Linked DNA regions of Mus musculus: region 1 is linked to region 2. Evidence: chromatin loops called from intact Hi-C (ENCODE). Cell type or tissue: left cerebral cortex. All regions are shown on one strand.

Region 1 (8,000 bases), 100 kb after region 2:
CAAACCTCAAAGGAAAGAAGGCAGGTGGCTCACCAAAACTTACCAGTCAATGGGGCAGCAGCCAGTGGGTCTAACCTTACCACCAAGGCAGTTCTCTCCATCTCGACAGGTCTCCTTCCAGGTTTGATCAAGGGACCAAGATGGCACTGTGTGGTGGGGGAGACACAGAAAGCAAGAAGCGCATCAAAAGGACAGTTCAGAATTGTTCTGGTCTCCATTCAAAACCCAGGTCTGCTCTTAACAGCTTTGAGATATGAGTCCATTTAGCTAATGTGTCTCTGTTTATTTATCTGGAAAATGGGATTGAAGATGATATGGTACCTAAAAACTGGGTGGGCATACACCCAGGACCAGGATGTCCATTAATACTCTGATAAATTTCCTTGCAAATCACTGAGTCCTCTTCAAGTGTGGAGAACATGGCTTTAGTCTGTTCCTTTAATTATGGCCATGGATTTGCTCTGACCACAGAATCCCCAGAGCAGAACACTCGGCTGTCATCCCCAGACCTGTGTGACCCATCTCTTCCTGGAATATGTTCAGTAGTAGCACTTTCTTCCACTCAAGAGGCCCTGACCACTTCTGACAACTGGGGTCTTATTCAGGCCCTTCTGGCATGGGAGCGACTCCTGGTCCACCTTCTGCCATTGGACTTAGTACCAGATTTTTTAACCTTTCATTGCAGGGTCTCATTTTCATGGTGATATACTAGGGATCTTTTAACCTGTAAAATAAATATGCAATGATTTTCTGATAAATTAAATTATTAGGTGGGTGGAATTTAAATACTGTATTGTATATTTAGTGTTTAAAAAACACTTTCTAGAAGCTGAAGAAATGGCTTAACGCATTGACCGCTCTTCCAGAGATCTGGGTTCAATTCCTAGGAGCCACAGGCAGCTCACATGTGTAGCTCCAGCTCTTGGGATCCAACACCCTCTTCTGACCTCTGAGAGTGCTGTATACACGTGTGCACAGACATAGAATCAGGAAAACACCCACAATATAACACAAAAGGGAATAAATCTCAAAATTAGAAAACCTTTCTAATTTAAAATATTTTTATTAAAACAAAGAAGCATGTGTGAATGTGTGATAAAAAGTTCAAATGCTTTCTCTGTCAGACTGCGCCTCAAGTTTTGCTTCAGGCAGCCACTGCCAGCTCGCCCTCGGAACTCCCGAGTCTCTGCCCGTTTGCCCTTGAAATGATGAAAGAAGTCTGAGAACTGCTCCTCTACGGAACACCTTTCCCACAGGACAGCCTGTCAAGTATCATGAGAATCTTACTGTTGGAAAGAGATGCTGAAGTTTGTCTAAATCGATCTCACTCCTGCAGCTCTTCCAACAGATGGCCACCCAGCCTCTGCTGGATCCGGCTCAGAACGGAGAAGAGAGCACATGGCCGTCGTTGCCGTTCCGTCCCCGGCCAAGTCTAATTGTAAGAATGTTCTTTTCTTAAGCCTGGCAGTGTGAACGTGGGCCGGGGAGTGAGGCAGACTTCAGCTGGACTCTTGGATTTATCATGAAACCTTGCTCCGGGGGTTTGGTTGGTTGGATGCTTGCTTCTGTTTGGTTCCATAATAACTCAGCTCTCTTGGTAGCACGGAAAGACTCCACCGTGGCACAGCTGGACCTCAGTGACTTCACTGTAAAATGAGCCCAGCGGTGTTTAGAGGTGTCACGGGAATTATGGGAAGACAAAGAGCGAAAAGCCCCCAGCATTCCACCCGACGTGATCCAGCAAACCTTCACCACTGCCATCTTTGTCTCCCTACATAGCTTCAGTGAACTAAAGTGGTAGAATGTGTGAAGCCGCTGCTCCATGCAGACACCAGGTGCTTCATCAGTCCTCCTCCACTGCATCCAAAGGTCGTTTCTTCTGACTTAAATAACTCATTCCTTCCTCAACCCAGTAACATTGAGACTCTTAACACAGTATCGCCCCCTCCCCCAAAGCACTGCCGAAGGACTCTTACAGTCAGGTGCAGCAACAAGTACTTGTGATCCCAGCACTCAGAAGGTGCAGGCAAGGAGATGGTGATATCAGAGCCAGGCTGGGATGCACAGCTAGATCCTAAGTAAAACGAAAATAAGTAAATGATTAAGGGTGAATTTGAGAAATGTTAGAAGATAGAAAGTGTGTTAAAGAAAATAATGTGAGCAGGGTAGGGGGATAGAAGGGACGACAATTGGTACGTAGGGTGCAAACTAAAACACAAGAATCGAGGGGAATGAGATGAGTTAGAACTATAGATGGTATGTGTGTGTGTGTGTGTGTGAGAGAGAGAGAGAGAGAGAGAGAGAGAGAGAGAGAGAGAATGCCATAATGAAACCCATTAGTTGAGAACTCAAAAGTAGTCTTGTGAGAAGGAATTAGAGGTGTTCTCTGTAGCTCTGTTCAGCAGAGTAGCATTTTTCAGGTTTTTCCATCTCCAGTATGGATACTGACTTTAAATATATATAATTTTGTAATTAGAGGACAAGAGTTGAGGAACTCACATTCAGGGGAACTGGGCTTGGGGTTGGGGAGACGTCTCAATCATTAAAGTGCTCTTCATACCCATGTAGCAAACCAAGTACCTCACAACCCATGTGATAGCACCCACCTACACTCTCCACCCTGGGAAGCAAGCACAGGAGAATTCCTTGGGTTTTCCAACCAGTCTGTCTAGAGGAATCTGTCCAGGTTCAGAGAGAAACCCTGTCTCAAAATGTTACAAAGACAGAAACTGATGAAAACAGCCACTGTCAGCCCCTGACCTTCTGCACACGTGTCTAATGACGGCGGTGAATGTATGCTGGATCCTGCAACATGTTCCTCATGTACTTTCACATGTATGCATATGAACATACACACACACACACACACACACACACACACACACACACACACCCCGGGGTGGGAGATGGGTGTACACAGAGAGACAGACACAGAACTGGGCTTTCTTATAACATTTTACTGGACAGCATGATTTGACCAAAATGAGGACATTCTCACCTCCTTAGAGCGCTGACAGACAGGCAGATTTATAATGCAGCACTGTCCACAAGGCAGCCACAGAACTGGAAGGATGGACTGACGGGAGATCTAGCCACAGTAGCCCAAGTTGACTCACTTTCTTACTCTGAGGTCTGGCAGAAAACAATGTCAGCCCATGGAACTTCACCGACTAGAGATCAGGGGTCACAAGGACAATCCCAAGGACTCCCGTGTTTTCATCATGCTTCCCTCCCCCAAAACACAGCCCGTTGAGTGTATTAGGTTCTCACTCATCCAACTAACTCTCCCTCCTCCTCCTCCTCCTCCTCCTCCTCCTCCTCCTCCTCCTCCTCCTCCTCTTCTTATAAAGAGAACCAACCAAGGAATTTGGATTGAACTGTCTCCATGCACTGATATGCTGAAGTTCCAAAACCAAACCATGTTTGGAGACAATGCCTTTGTGGAGACAATTAACAGCAAATGAGGTCAGAATGGTGGGACCTAAACTGCTAAGATCAGCTCCTTATATGAGGAAGAAGAGACAACATGCCACAAAGGAAAGGCCATTGACCCTGATCTTGGTTTTCAGGCAACCCTCTGTAAAACAAGACAGGATCCCTCACCATGATGAGTCCATTGACAACTTGACGTAGTCTTCAGAGCTGTGAGAAATAAAACCTCCAAACTGTAAGCAACCCAATGTGATGTCATTGTGTTAGCTCATGAGAGTCGCTCCTCTCAACACTATGATAAAAATCCATGACAGGAACAACCTGAAGGAGAAAGGAGTCATTTGGGCCCTCGGTGTCAGAAATGTCGGTCTATAATAGTGGAGAGAGCATGGCAGAGCACAGCGTTCACATCATGAAGGGTACAAAGCAGACAGTGGAGTGGGGGTGGGGGACAGGAAAGAGCCAGGGACAAGATTCTTTCAAATACCCAGTTCCTCTGGCAAGGCCACCTCCTAACATTTGTACAATTTCCCAAAATAGTACCATCAATGGGGACCAAGCATGCAAGCCACAAGCCCATAAGAGGCATTTTATAATCAAATTATGATATCTCACTGCTCATCCTGTGGCCATCTCATCCCAAATGCATTTAGCTAAGCTCTGAGAGTCCTCACATCTTAGTAATGCCAACGCTGTTCAAGTCTAACTCTGAAGTCTCTTTTGAGACTGGAGGCAATTCCTAACTGTGAGCCACTGAAAAACCAAAAGGAAAGCCACACCCTTTCAACAGCTAACGGTACAGCATGAGCAACTCTATTACAAAAGATAAGATCGGGATCATAAAAAAGATGGATGTGACCAAAGAGAGACCCAAACCAGGCATGGCGAACACAAATCCCATAGCTCCCTCTGCAGCATCCAAAGTATGCACTGGCATAATATGAACACCAAAGAGTTTTGGCAGGCCCCCTCTAGTGCTGACTGGAGCCCATATGGTCTCTCTCCTAAGCTGGCAAGTTTTGTTGTCTGAAGTTTGCAGAAATTGCATGTTCTGGTGTCATTAATGTCCTTGTGTTTCTACTGCAGCTAAGGCTTCACCCTCACAGCTTCAAGCGTTGCCCTCTGGTGGGCTGACCGAAGAGATCCTGACCTGGCCTCACAGATCTCCCTTTGAAGGCTAGGTAGAAGCCTCCATGGCTCTGCAGTGTATGTTTTTCAAGTCTTTCAGATCTACTTTTGGTTCCTGTAAATCTTGCTAAACATGTCCGCAAAACCAAGCCATATTCTAGTTGTTACAATGCCGTGAAACTTTCTCCAGAAAGCTAGTCTGTTAGTTCACCGTCTATGAAGTTTCATAGCACAGACAAAATGTAGCCAAATTCCTTGCCAAGATATGACACAACTGGCCAGTCATCTGGTTCTCAATGGGATCCTGATTCACACCTGAAACCCAGGAGCTGGGCCTTCCCTGTTTGGTGCTAGTCTGGTCTTCTTCAATTGTCATCCAGTAAGTTCTACTTACAACACTTTCAGCTTTTTGTTTCTGGCTTCACCAAAGTCTTCCCACCAAACAGTTCCAAAGGCTTAATAACCAGATTTAGAATGAGCAAATACTTTGATACCAATTTCTTATTTAATTACTTTTCTCATCATTGTGACCAAAAAGAAAAAAAAGTTCAATAGAAGATGTGCTGGCTAGTTTATGTCAATTTGACACAAGCTAGAGTCGCCAAAGAGAAGGGAGTCTTAGTTAAGAAAATCCTTCCATAAAATCTGGCTATAGGCAGACCTGGATGGCATTTTTTAAATTAATAATTATGGGGGAAGGCGCAGCCCTTTGAGGATGGTGCTCTTCCTCGGCTGTGATTTGGGGTTCTATTAGAACAAAGGCTGAGCAAGCCAGTAAGCAGCACCCCTCCATGACCTCTGCCTCAGTTTCTACCTCCAGGTTCCTGCCCTGTTCAAGTTCCTTCCCCCAACTTCCTTCAGTGATGATTAAAATTTTGAAGTGTAAGCCAAATAAACCCTTCCCTCTCCAAGTTGCTGCAGTTGTGGTGTTTCATGATAGCAACAGTAGCTAAGACAAAGGAGAAAGCCTGGCAGAGCACAGCAATTCTCAGGCCCTTGAAGCAGAGACAAGGGAATTCCAGCACCGTCAGGTTTCTCCTCTTTAATCTCTTTTCTCTATCTGAGCTCCCATCAAATGGAACGATGCTGCCTATGTTCAGCGTGTGCCTTCCTGCCTCAATTATCTCTCTGGAAATGCCTTCCTAGATACCTCAGAAGTGTCATCTGGGTGATTCTAAACCCAATCACATTAACAATAAGCTGGACCCTTGCAAACCAGCACTGTGTTCAAGGTTGAGAATGAATTGTCAGAAAACTTCTCTGAACCCAAACCCGCAGAGCCAGACAGACCTGGGATATGCCAGTTATGGAGCTGTATCCAAGGAAACTGTGTGGTCAGAGTTCCTGGTGCTAGGGAACAACCTGCTCTCACTGGTGCCACTTAGACCAAGAGGGGCTGAAGCTTGGAGACGTCAGCCCTTGGGAGTCTCACCCAACCACAGGATTTTTACAAACAATGGGAAAGGGAAAAGATGCTCTGGGGGATACCTGATGTTCACCCAACACAGGGACATTTATAACACTCTCTCCATTACTTCATGCTGACAACATTTTTAGATTTAAAGAGGACAGGCCACTTCCTTTGAGAGCAGGTGATAAGTGTTGTCTTAGTTAGGGTTTTACTTTGGTGAACAGACACCATGACCAAGGCAACTCTTACGAGGACAACATCTAATTGGGGCTGGCTTACAGGTTCAGAGGTTCAGTCCATTGTCATCAAGGCAGGAACATGGCAACATCTGGGCAGGCATGATGCAGGAGGAGCTGAGAGTTCTACATCTTCATCTGAAGGCTGCTAGGAGAATACTGTGGCTTCCAGGCAGCTAGGATGAGGGTCTTAAACCCACACCCACAGTGACACACCTACTCCAACAAGGCCACACCTCCTGGGCCGAGCATACACAAACCGTTACAGGTGGGGATAAATCCTTTCCCTTGAACCCCATCTGACTCTCCTCCATTCTGCTAGCCTGGCACTCAGTGGTGAGATCCTCTATCTATGCTTTCCAATTTCACAGGCCACCCTCAGCCTTCTCTCAGAGTAGTAAGAGTGCTGCTGTCTCTGTAGTCGGCCCTTCACACGCAAGAAATGAAGCATGCTTGCTGGGCAATGGTGCACATTTGTAAAGCCTAACACTTGGCTGTTGGAAGCAGGAAGACAAGGCTAACCAAGTCTGCACAGTGAATTCAAAGTCATCCTTGGCGAGATGAAACCATGCTCAGAAGAAGAAAAGGGAGGAGAAAAGGGAGGGAGAGGAGGAAAAGAGAAAGAGATCCACTTTCTTTTGTTCTTCCTCCCTCCCTCCCTCCCTCCCTCCCTCCCTCCCTCCCTCCCTCCCTCCCTCCCTCCCTCTCTCTCCCTCCCTCCCTTCCCTTGTTATTTCTCTCAGTCTTTTCCTCTTTCCTCCCTGCATGTCCTCTTCCCTCCCTCTGTAGTTTACCAAACCTTTGTTAAGCTGTTCCTCTCTTACAAATGACAACGGCATATAAGAAGGTAAATTCTAGGCCATGCTTTTTGTGGAGTTCACAACCAGAAAGAAAAACGATTTTAAACCAGAGCTGAGTTCAAAATTGAACCAGGCTATGAGAAAACCAGGCTTCACGAAAACAAAGAAACCTTCAAGTGTGCTTACAGGCTCCCCTGATGGGGCTGGAGTGAAATATTATAAGCAGAGACGACTGAGTTGGTGGCAGTATAGCAGCCCCATCCCTGCACTGGGAGCTCTGTGCAGGAAGAAGCTGAACCTCAGAAGTGGGTTCCTCTCTGTCACAGAAATACTCTGACATGGGAGTTTTTATTTTATTTTAAGTTTTTTGCCTTGAATCACTAAGCTAAAAAAAAAAAAAAGCCAGAAAACCCTATTTGTCTAAAAATAACTGAGTCCTTCCTTATATCAGGTTCTCCCAAACTCAGTTGGATGTCCCTGCCCACACAGATTCCCGTCCTTCTCACACTCGTGATGTGACTTCAGTAAGGAGGGCCCAGACAGGACCCTGATTAATTACAGTTTCCCAGGAGACTTGCATCCCCACTCTAGCTAAGTCCCCAGTATCCACCCATTAATGCTTATTGTTCTTTTTTGAAGGCTAGGCTTTCTTTCTTCCTTCCTTCCCTCCTTCCTTCCTTTAGTCCAGAAGGTTGAGACACATCTGGCCAGCAGAGGATGGCCTCTCGCAGAAGACTGCATTCTTCTCTGTGCTGTACCTGCATCTCTTGTTCTCCAAATGCAAAACAAACACAAACAAAATATAAACAAACAAACAGACTAACAAACAAACAACACACCATGGAGAGTAATCCAGAAAAACAGATGTTTTTTCAATTCTCCCCAAAGACATCTCCTCGGAATTAAAGATGACTGTTCAGTCTCTAAACTTAGCCTCCATCAAGGCTCCTTATCATAGAAGCCAGTACCTTGTTTAGACCTCTGTTCGCTCAC
Region 2 (8,000 bases):
TATGTAAACACCGCTGAGAAGTGTCACATACACACACACACACACACACACACACACCATTACATGTATGTACATTTTACTCTTAGCACATGTACCGGATAGTTGGAAGTTTTATCTTTCCAAAGGTAGAAGAGACCGAGGGAGGCTCTGTCCTTTGATGCAAGTCTGACAGAAATTGGCTGGCAAAGTAGAAGTGATGGGGACTTCTGCTGGGGATGGAAGCATGAACTTAGAATCACGGATATAAGACAAACTAGAGGTATTTTCTTGATGTAACTAGAAACTTTTAAACTTCAGAGAGAAACTCCCTAGAACCCCCTGAATCAAAATGCTACAACACAGCTCAGGAAAACTGGAGTGCACTCAAAACTGAGACTCTGACTTAGTAGTTGCACATGGCTAACAGATGCTAAAAGGATGGGAAAACAAAACCCAAATCATCAGATACAGCTGTAGAGGGAATGGTCCCTACTGAGCGCAACTTTTCTTTTTTATTTTCTTTCTTTTCTTTCCTTTCCTTTTCTCTTTTTGTATCGAATAAAGCTCAGGCTAGCCATGAACTTCTCATTCTTCTGTCTTCACCTCCTGCATACTAGGATCCAGGACTGAACCACCTCAACCAGCTTCTAAACTTCTACAGAACATTACATCTTATGTAGATGTAATAACGCCACTGGAGCATGCTGGTGCACGCCTGTAATCCTAGCTGCTCGGGAGGCTGTAGCAGGAAGATTTGGAGTTCAAAACCAGCCTGAGCAATTTAGTAGGACTGTGCCCTATTCAGAGAATAATACTTAATACAAAAAGTAAAAGAGACAGTAAATGTCACCTATAATTCTACTACTAAGTGACAGTTGCTATTAATATTTCTATAAAACATCTGTGCATTATTTGAGAGTCTGTGAGTATATACACTATTCTAGTTTTCCGTATGAATGTGTATTCTTTCTGAATACTGTTATCAATTGCATCACTTTATCACAAATGTTGTCAGTAAATGACTGCTCTCTTTTTAATGTTCTGTTTTCTACTATTAAAAATAACACTTGATATTAAAAAAACTAACATCTTTGTGCATGAATTTTTCTGCATTCATAGCCATTTCTCTAAGGTAGATTCTCAGAAGTTGACATTCATCAAGCTCTTAAAATATCACCGAGTTGTGTGCCAGCATGGTATGCCAGCTTCTCCTCCGCAATCTTGTATAGGTCTAATGAGCTCCGACTTTTAAAAAGCCGTGTAGTGGGTAATAAAACAAGTCTCTGAAAAGAAAAACAATCAAGAAGAAATGACATAGGTATAAAATATTAAGACAAGGTGAGCGGCAGGTAACTTCAGACAGCAATGGACAAAGTTGGGGACTTTGGGAAAAACCTGTTACTGGCCTGCTACGACTTACATGGTAACAGCAACACAGGCAAAGAGAAAACAGTACTATTGACCCCTGACCCTTCCCTCTCATCCATCCAGGGGGATGACCATCATTCAGAGCATTCAAGATGGGTAGGCTCGTTGGGAGAGCAAAGCAGAGTTCTATGCAGAGCAGACTCATGTCAAGCCAGAGAACTCTACAGAAAGATCAGTTATCCCAACAGTTTTCCTTGAAGCAGTGGGAAGAGGAAGAGACACAAGCCGAGCTGATCTGACATGAGGAGTAGATGGGGAGGAAAAGTGTGTACACAAACCAAAACAGTGAGGCTGGTTGGGACCCTGAGTACCGTTCAGGACAGACTGTCAGACCTGTGTGAACACTCAGGAGCAAGTTATCCCCATGGGGCCAGACACCAGTCCTCAGTAAAGTTGCTGAAAGTTTTATACTCGCTATATTTCTGAGCTTTGGAAAAGCATTCCATCTTATTGATGAGTGTGTAGATGGGTTAATAGCTAAGAAATTAATTGGAGGGGGCCTAGTGTGTCACCAGATGCTAGCTTCTCAGGCCTCACCTGGTTGGCGCTTTCACTGACCCATGGGATGATGGATGCCCATCAAAGCTTTGTAATAGGGATGATAGTAGAAAGAGATCCTTATCTGGGTGGCGTGCAGCACGCAAGAGTGATGAAATTGACATTCTTACAGTGGGATTATTCCTAATACCAGGTTTCTATGTGCAAGCAAAGGTGTCACCATTAATGTCAGCATAGAACACAGGGGCGAGTTCTTAGGAAATGCTTTCTCAGTACCAAGCATTGGTTTTTCATGTTGCTAAAAAAGTTATAAACATGCCATATGTGACTCTGGTGCTTTGCAGCTGGAAAATTTTCCATGTTTTTCAGTCAGGCCAAATAGAGACAGAGAGGCTAAGTAACTTGCACAAGGTCACACAGGTAGAAAATACAAGTTCCACACTGGTGCTGAGAGCTACAACATCACCATGCAAGTTTTATTAAATTGTTAATGTACCTTTCTCTTCTACCAAAGTACGAAACGGTCGCATAGAGAGAGGCAGGTGTGTATAATAATTGTGAGCTTTGGTTGTATCAGATCAGACCACTTGGTTCCATTTTCTGACTATGTGACTTTATCCAGTCACTGAACTTCTCTGTGCTGCACTGCTCATTATTGTCTTAGGGGGTTAAGAGAATTATGGGGATGGCATATATACAGCGTCTCCTGACCTGCAGTAAGTGCTTGTGTTTGCTGCTATTATTAATCTATTTGAGAATTAGTATTGCAGATGTGGAATCCCTAAGTGGATGAAGGAGCCAACAGCACAAGCATTACCTCTTCCAGTTCTGTGGGCCGGAATGATCTCACCTGTTAGAGCAAGAGCCATAGTCATCATTGTGATTTGGTTTGATTTAAGTGTTCACTGCCTGTCCGCCTCATTGCCCTGGCAGGGGAAAACTTGAGTCATGCTCCTGTGTTGTCAGATAGTACAGATAGTACGGGACAGAGATGCGGAGAGATCTGCAAACTGTAGATACGGGCTGCTTGTTTTAAGGCAGGATAGCCAAGCAATCAAGGAACTAGTCACTAGACATGACTGGGTCAAGGGTCATAAAGTTGCTGTCATTGAGTCAGGAGATGAGGTCACATGGATCTCTGGTGTAGGTTGACCAGGCGTGGTATGGCTTAGCTTTTCCAGGCCTTGGTTTCCTAATAAGTTATGGGGACCAGGGTTGAATCAGAGCATTGCTGTGGCGTCTGCCTCTCACATTCTGGACTCTGCCTTCCAGTGCATGGGGTCCAGAGCAAGTTCTTGTAAATATGAAGAGTTTAACATGGAAGGATATTTTCACCAATGGCTAAAGTGTTGAGAAGCCTTGAGTTGGGAGTTAGGGTTTGGCTCAGTAATAGAACACTTGAATTTGTATGAGTTCCAGTGCAAACACCACACACACACACACACACACACACACACACACACACGCACAAATTAAAGGAACTTGAGCATAATAATGCTCAAACAATGTCTACCAACTCAGATCATTCAATTTCAATTAAACTGAAATGAGAACCCAGCCAACTGCAGGGCTCCTGTGAGTTAGGAGACACACAAAAAGCAGTTAAGGGCTTTTTTAAAGGGGCAAGCTGTTAGGTTTAGCATTGCCATGGCTGGCTGACAACTTTGCAAAGAATTAGAACATAACACTAATCTCCCTTCCATGACTCAGAAGAGCCTTCGAAAAGCTACAGAATCTTAAGATCTTGATCACGAGTGTGGAGTAGTTTTATAGCAAAAGAAATAGCATCCTGGCTGTCTGTATTGTTTGGTAGTTGAGGTTCAAATTCAGTAGTGCGTGCTGGCTATGTTAAGCCATGCAGGAACTTGTTGATCACATACTCTTCAGCCCCATATTTTACAGATGGAGCCATTGAGCAACAGAGAAATGAAGTGGGTTGCCTAGAATCCCACGCTCATTAGCAGCTTATGTAGGAAGGAAATCCCGGCCCCTGACTCCTGGTCAGCTTTCTCATTAGTTTATGCATAACTCAGAAAGTTGGGCATGAGGTTAGGATGACCTGATGAATGTGGTGGCCAATTTGAACGTGGAATTGAAGAAATTATGAGAATTTAAGAGTCTGGATGTATCACTGAAGGTTATGTGTGAGCCCATGAACTTGATCTCGCCTCTGAGGAAAGAAGGGAGTGGGGGTCTTAGTGATTTTCTCATTCATAGCAATTCAGTTCCTCCATACAAAATTCTCACCGTGATGAACGCTGGTCATAGTTAAATGGTTCTCATGACACATTGGCACACAGAGGCTAATAATATCATAAGGAGCTCTCTCTGTCTCCCTCCCATCTCCCCCTCTCTCCCTTCCTCTCTTCCCATCCTTCTCTTCTTCCTAATCATTAACATATATATTCTTTCTTTGTTGAGTCAAATTGCCAGAACTGACAACGAAACAAATCCTACACATCCCTCCCCTCTCAGCAGCCTTGGACCCACCCACAGCTGGGAGTTGGGCAGAGAGTCAAGAGCAAGTGTCGCTGAGCAGCCTGTGAAAGCAGCGCTTTCTTCCCAGACACATGCAAAGTATCGTTCCACCTGCCCCTCCCTCCTCTTCCTAGCCATAAATCTGTCTCCCTGAGATCTGCAGATTTTTTTTCCTATCTTCAATCTGCTGATAACTTGCCTGGGCCAAGGATCTCAGTGTTGGGTGGGAAGGAGTTGGTTTCCTCCGTCTTTTTGAAAGCCAGTCTTAATTCTGAGTGTGGATGGAAAGTGCCTGGGTAAGAAAACAGAATCTGGCATCGGATTGCCTGGATTCAGATCTCAGCTCTACTTGTTGCTCTCACCGTACAAGTGTGGGGTACTTCCCTGGGACGCATCAGGTCTCCTCCATCTTCTAACGTGCACTTCCATCTCAAATGTTATACGAGCATGCAGTTAAATGAACTGATGCTTCTGAAATGCTCTGAACAGCACTAAGTGCAGAGAAGTGCTTCATAAATGACTGTTTAGTCAATTAAATTATCTCCATCACCTCAGCGTTACCTCCAGGTACCTGCTCTGTTCCATTCCTCAACATAGGGGCTTTAGGGCCCTTGAAGGAAGTAGGCTCTTTTTTTCTCAGTTAGAATTCCAAAGCATATGCTATGTCCCAGCCCTTTTACACCGTTGAATTAAAAAAGAAATAGCTGAGGGATTTGACATGCAGCACCCGCAATGTAGCCAGCCTCTCTCTGGCTCAGTGAGCTGCCCACCTTCTCCATAGGCTAATGGAAGTGCAGTCAAGCTGATCGATTTACTGAGTGTCCTGGAGCAGGTAGCTTGCAGCGTCAGGGTCACTGTTGGTTAGCTGCCAAGTGCTCTCTGTAACCTGCCGCCCAGCTGTACACGTGCCGGGAGCCTCCTTGTGGGCTCCTGGTAAGGGGGTTTCCACGGTGCTGTGGCCTTGGTTGCTTCAAGGCTGAGCTGTGGGAGAGATTAATGGGAAGTGAGAAGAGAAACTGTTATTCTTACCCAGCAGTGTTGTTGGGAGTGTGTGACTCTTCTTGTATTTAGGGAAAAGATTACTCATGACGGTTTTCTTCCATCGAACATAAAGAACCTCAAATTACTGTTTGTGTCCCCCGCCCCCTTGTCACCCACCTCTCTGCTTTAGTTTGTCCTCGGTAGAAACGTCAGCATTTAACTTTCTAACTTTCGTTTCCCCTCTTAGGCAGGCTTCAGTTCTGTATTTACTTTGACACCTCAGCAAGCTGGCCCCATCCACTTACTTCCCTGCGTTACCCAGAAGCTCTCTGCTCAAGCCCTCTGGCCACTAGGTGCTTTCCTGTGGCCAGCCGGATTGGAACCTCTACCCATCCTTGATAGAATCATCCTCCCACTTACCCAGTAACATCTTAAATCACAATTTGGTATGCTGTTCTTGTCCAAGTGGACACTGTTGAGAGTAGGAAATAGCCGAAGGTCTTCCCAGGATAGCCTGCCACCATTCACACTCCACTAGGAACAGGCAGGCACTTTCTGTGTCCATAAACCATTTTGAATGGGCATTGCCAGTAACAACCCAAACATAGAACCTCAAATCCTTTAGTGGTCCAGTTCCCTTCTAAAGGTTATAAAGTGGTCACATACTACAGTCACTTGTTTGATTATGTATGAAAAAGACATTGCCATTAGATGTAAAACAGGAAAACACACTCAAATGCTTAGGGTTTGAATTGGCTTGGTTGGTTTTGGTTTCATGGAAGTGAGGTTGAACTTGGGACCTCACGTATGCTACCACTGAGCAATATCATCAGGCCTCATTTGACTTGAGATGGCATCTCACTAGGTTGCCAGGCTGGCCTGGAACTCACTACGTAGCCCAGGAGGCCCATGCATTACCTTGCATTATTGTCGAAGTAGCTGTGTTATCTACCTGGCCCAGCCAATTAACTGGCTGTGAGGAATCTTCCTTGGACTTAGAAGAAACTGACTTCGGCTCTTCAAAACCGTTTTCTGCACTAGAGCCTGTTAGAAGGCTCTGCAATCATGTTCACAGCCTGGCGTGGTCTCCCTGGGATCTGAGCCAATCGTTTCCCCCCTCTCAGCAGCCTATCCTGGTGATCATATAGTTCAAAAAGCAGTTTCTTCCAGAATTGAGCTGAAGAGCACATTTGAAAGACATGTACCACATATCCTCCAAAGTTCAAGTAGTTCACCTGCAGAGACTGAAGCCCCAGTGTGCAAACACTGGTCTCACGGAGCTCTCTCTCTGAACTCTTGATTCTGTGACTTCCGAGGATAAAACCTGACAGACTCCCTGTCAGGATTCAAGTTGTAAATAATCATCAAAGACTGCCCTCCTCCCAAAGAGCTTTTGCTCATAGCTACGTGCAACAACTTATAACAATACTGAGCATACTATAAAGGACTTTTAAAAGTATTTGCTAACTTATTGACAAACCAGCCAAGCATATATTAATATATTATCTAAAGTATATTTTTCAAAAGACATGTGCAAACAACAGTTCTATATGCTTCTACAAACCTCTTCAATATCCAGGTTAATAGAAGATGCCTGGATTCACATCTCTGTTTCTGTATTCCGAGTGTTGTGATAGCACAGGTCTGTAACTTCTAGAACATTCTGTATGTGCTCATGAAAGAATAAGAGTAAAAGAAAAAAATGTTACTATTGTTATCAAAGAGTCTTTGCTGTAGATAACATGCAAAGGTCTTGGGAACTCTCTGGGTCCCATGATCACACTTTGAGAACAATTGTCCTAATCACTTGAAGGATGTATCAGAATTGCCCACAGCACCAAAGTTAAATAAACATACAGACGACCTGCCTCTTAGAGTCCCAGCCTGAGCCACTGTGTGGCCCACTTTGAGTCCATCTGCAAGACAGATAGGAAGGAAAGGACTTTGTGTGTTACCCTGGCCTTGCCTTTGCCAGAGGCTAGCCTGCCACTTCCCAGAGGCTGAGTAAATGTCTCTTCCTGGAAAAAGTTTCAAGACCTTCATCATTTGGCAGCTCTGGGGAGGGACAAGGTCAGCTCTGGAACACTCCCATTTCAAAGCTCTGAGTCTCCAGCTAAATGCATTGAGACTTGTCATGCTTCCAGGCCTCCTTGCATACCACCCCACCCCCCACCCCCCAGGGCCACTTTTGAGCCAACCTGAAAGTAATACAGCCTCAGACCTATCGTCCCCTGAAACACATGGAAAGGGGGTTCCCCTCACTTTACCTCTAAGTAAAAAGTTCATGTGACTCCACACTTAAGTACTTACAAACCTGGCCGGGCCTTGGGACTCAACCCAAGCGCTCTTGAGACAGAGAGACTCCGTTCTGTTAATTATTCTGCGACCTTTCCCCCTTTGTTCCAACTGTGCAGCTGACAAGATCTTTTCTCTCTGTCCTGTGTTGTCCAACAGGTTTGCAGCCGATTTACTGGAGCAGAGATGACGTAGCCCAGTGGCTCAAGTGGGCAGAAAATGAGTTTTCTTTAAGGCCCATTGAGAGCAACAAGTTCGAAATGAATGGCAAGGCCCTCCTGCTGCTGACCAAAGAGGATTTCCGCTACCGATCTCCTCATTCAGGTAAAAGAGTCTGGTTC

What was found. Peaks named below come from ENCODE experiments on the same cell type or tissue, not always from the same donor. Only the 100,000 strongest peaks of a DNase experiment are listed, where the experiment ranks them.
Region 1: a loop joins it to region 2, with 2.3 times the contacts of the local background. A loop is called at or near these places in 2 of 42 quality-filtered maps.

What each region holds. Positions count from the first base shown.
Region 1 is chr6:134,316,185-134,324,184 of GRCm38, forward strand. 4933406J09Rik (RIKEN cDNA 4933406J09 gene) reads right to left here. Exons shown (of 9, transcript NR_153848.1): 4 at 3,604-3,753; 5 at 2,999-3,132; 6 at 1,977-2,074; 7 at 44-146. Among named protein-coding and RNA genes, the nearest start is that of Gm17089, 71 kb to the left of the region's middle. In left cerebral cortex, a CTCF peak has its summit at 4,460; DNase peaks (open chromatin) are centred at 1,417, 4,404 and 7,264.
Region 2 is chr6:134,215,047-134,223,046 of GRCm38, forward strand. Etv6 (ets variant 6) reads left to right here. Exons shown (of 8, transcript NM_007961.4): 3 at 7,819-7,983. It overlaps Gm38908 (a long non-coding RNA gene), which reads right to left and starts at 7,823. Exons shown (of 3, transcript XR_869493.3): 1 at 6,929-7,823; 2 at 5,154-5,364; 3 at 1-4,675. In left cerebral cortex, no CTCF peak of the experiment used is centred here; DNase peaks (open chromatin) are centred at 1,183, 3,689, 4,499 and 5,493; H3K27ac peaks cover 1,696 bases.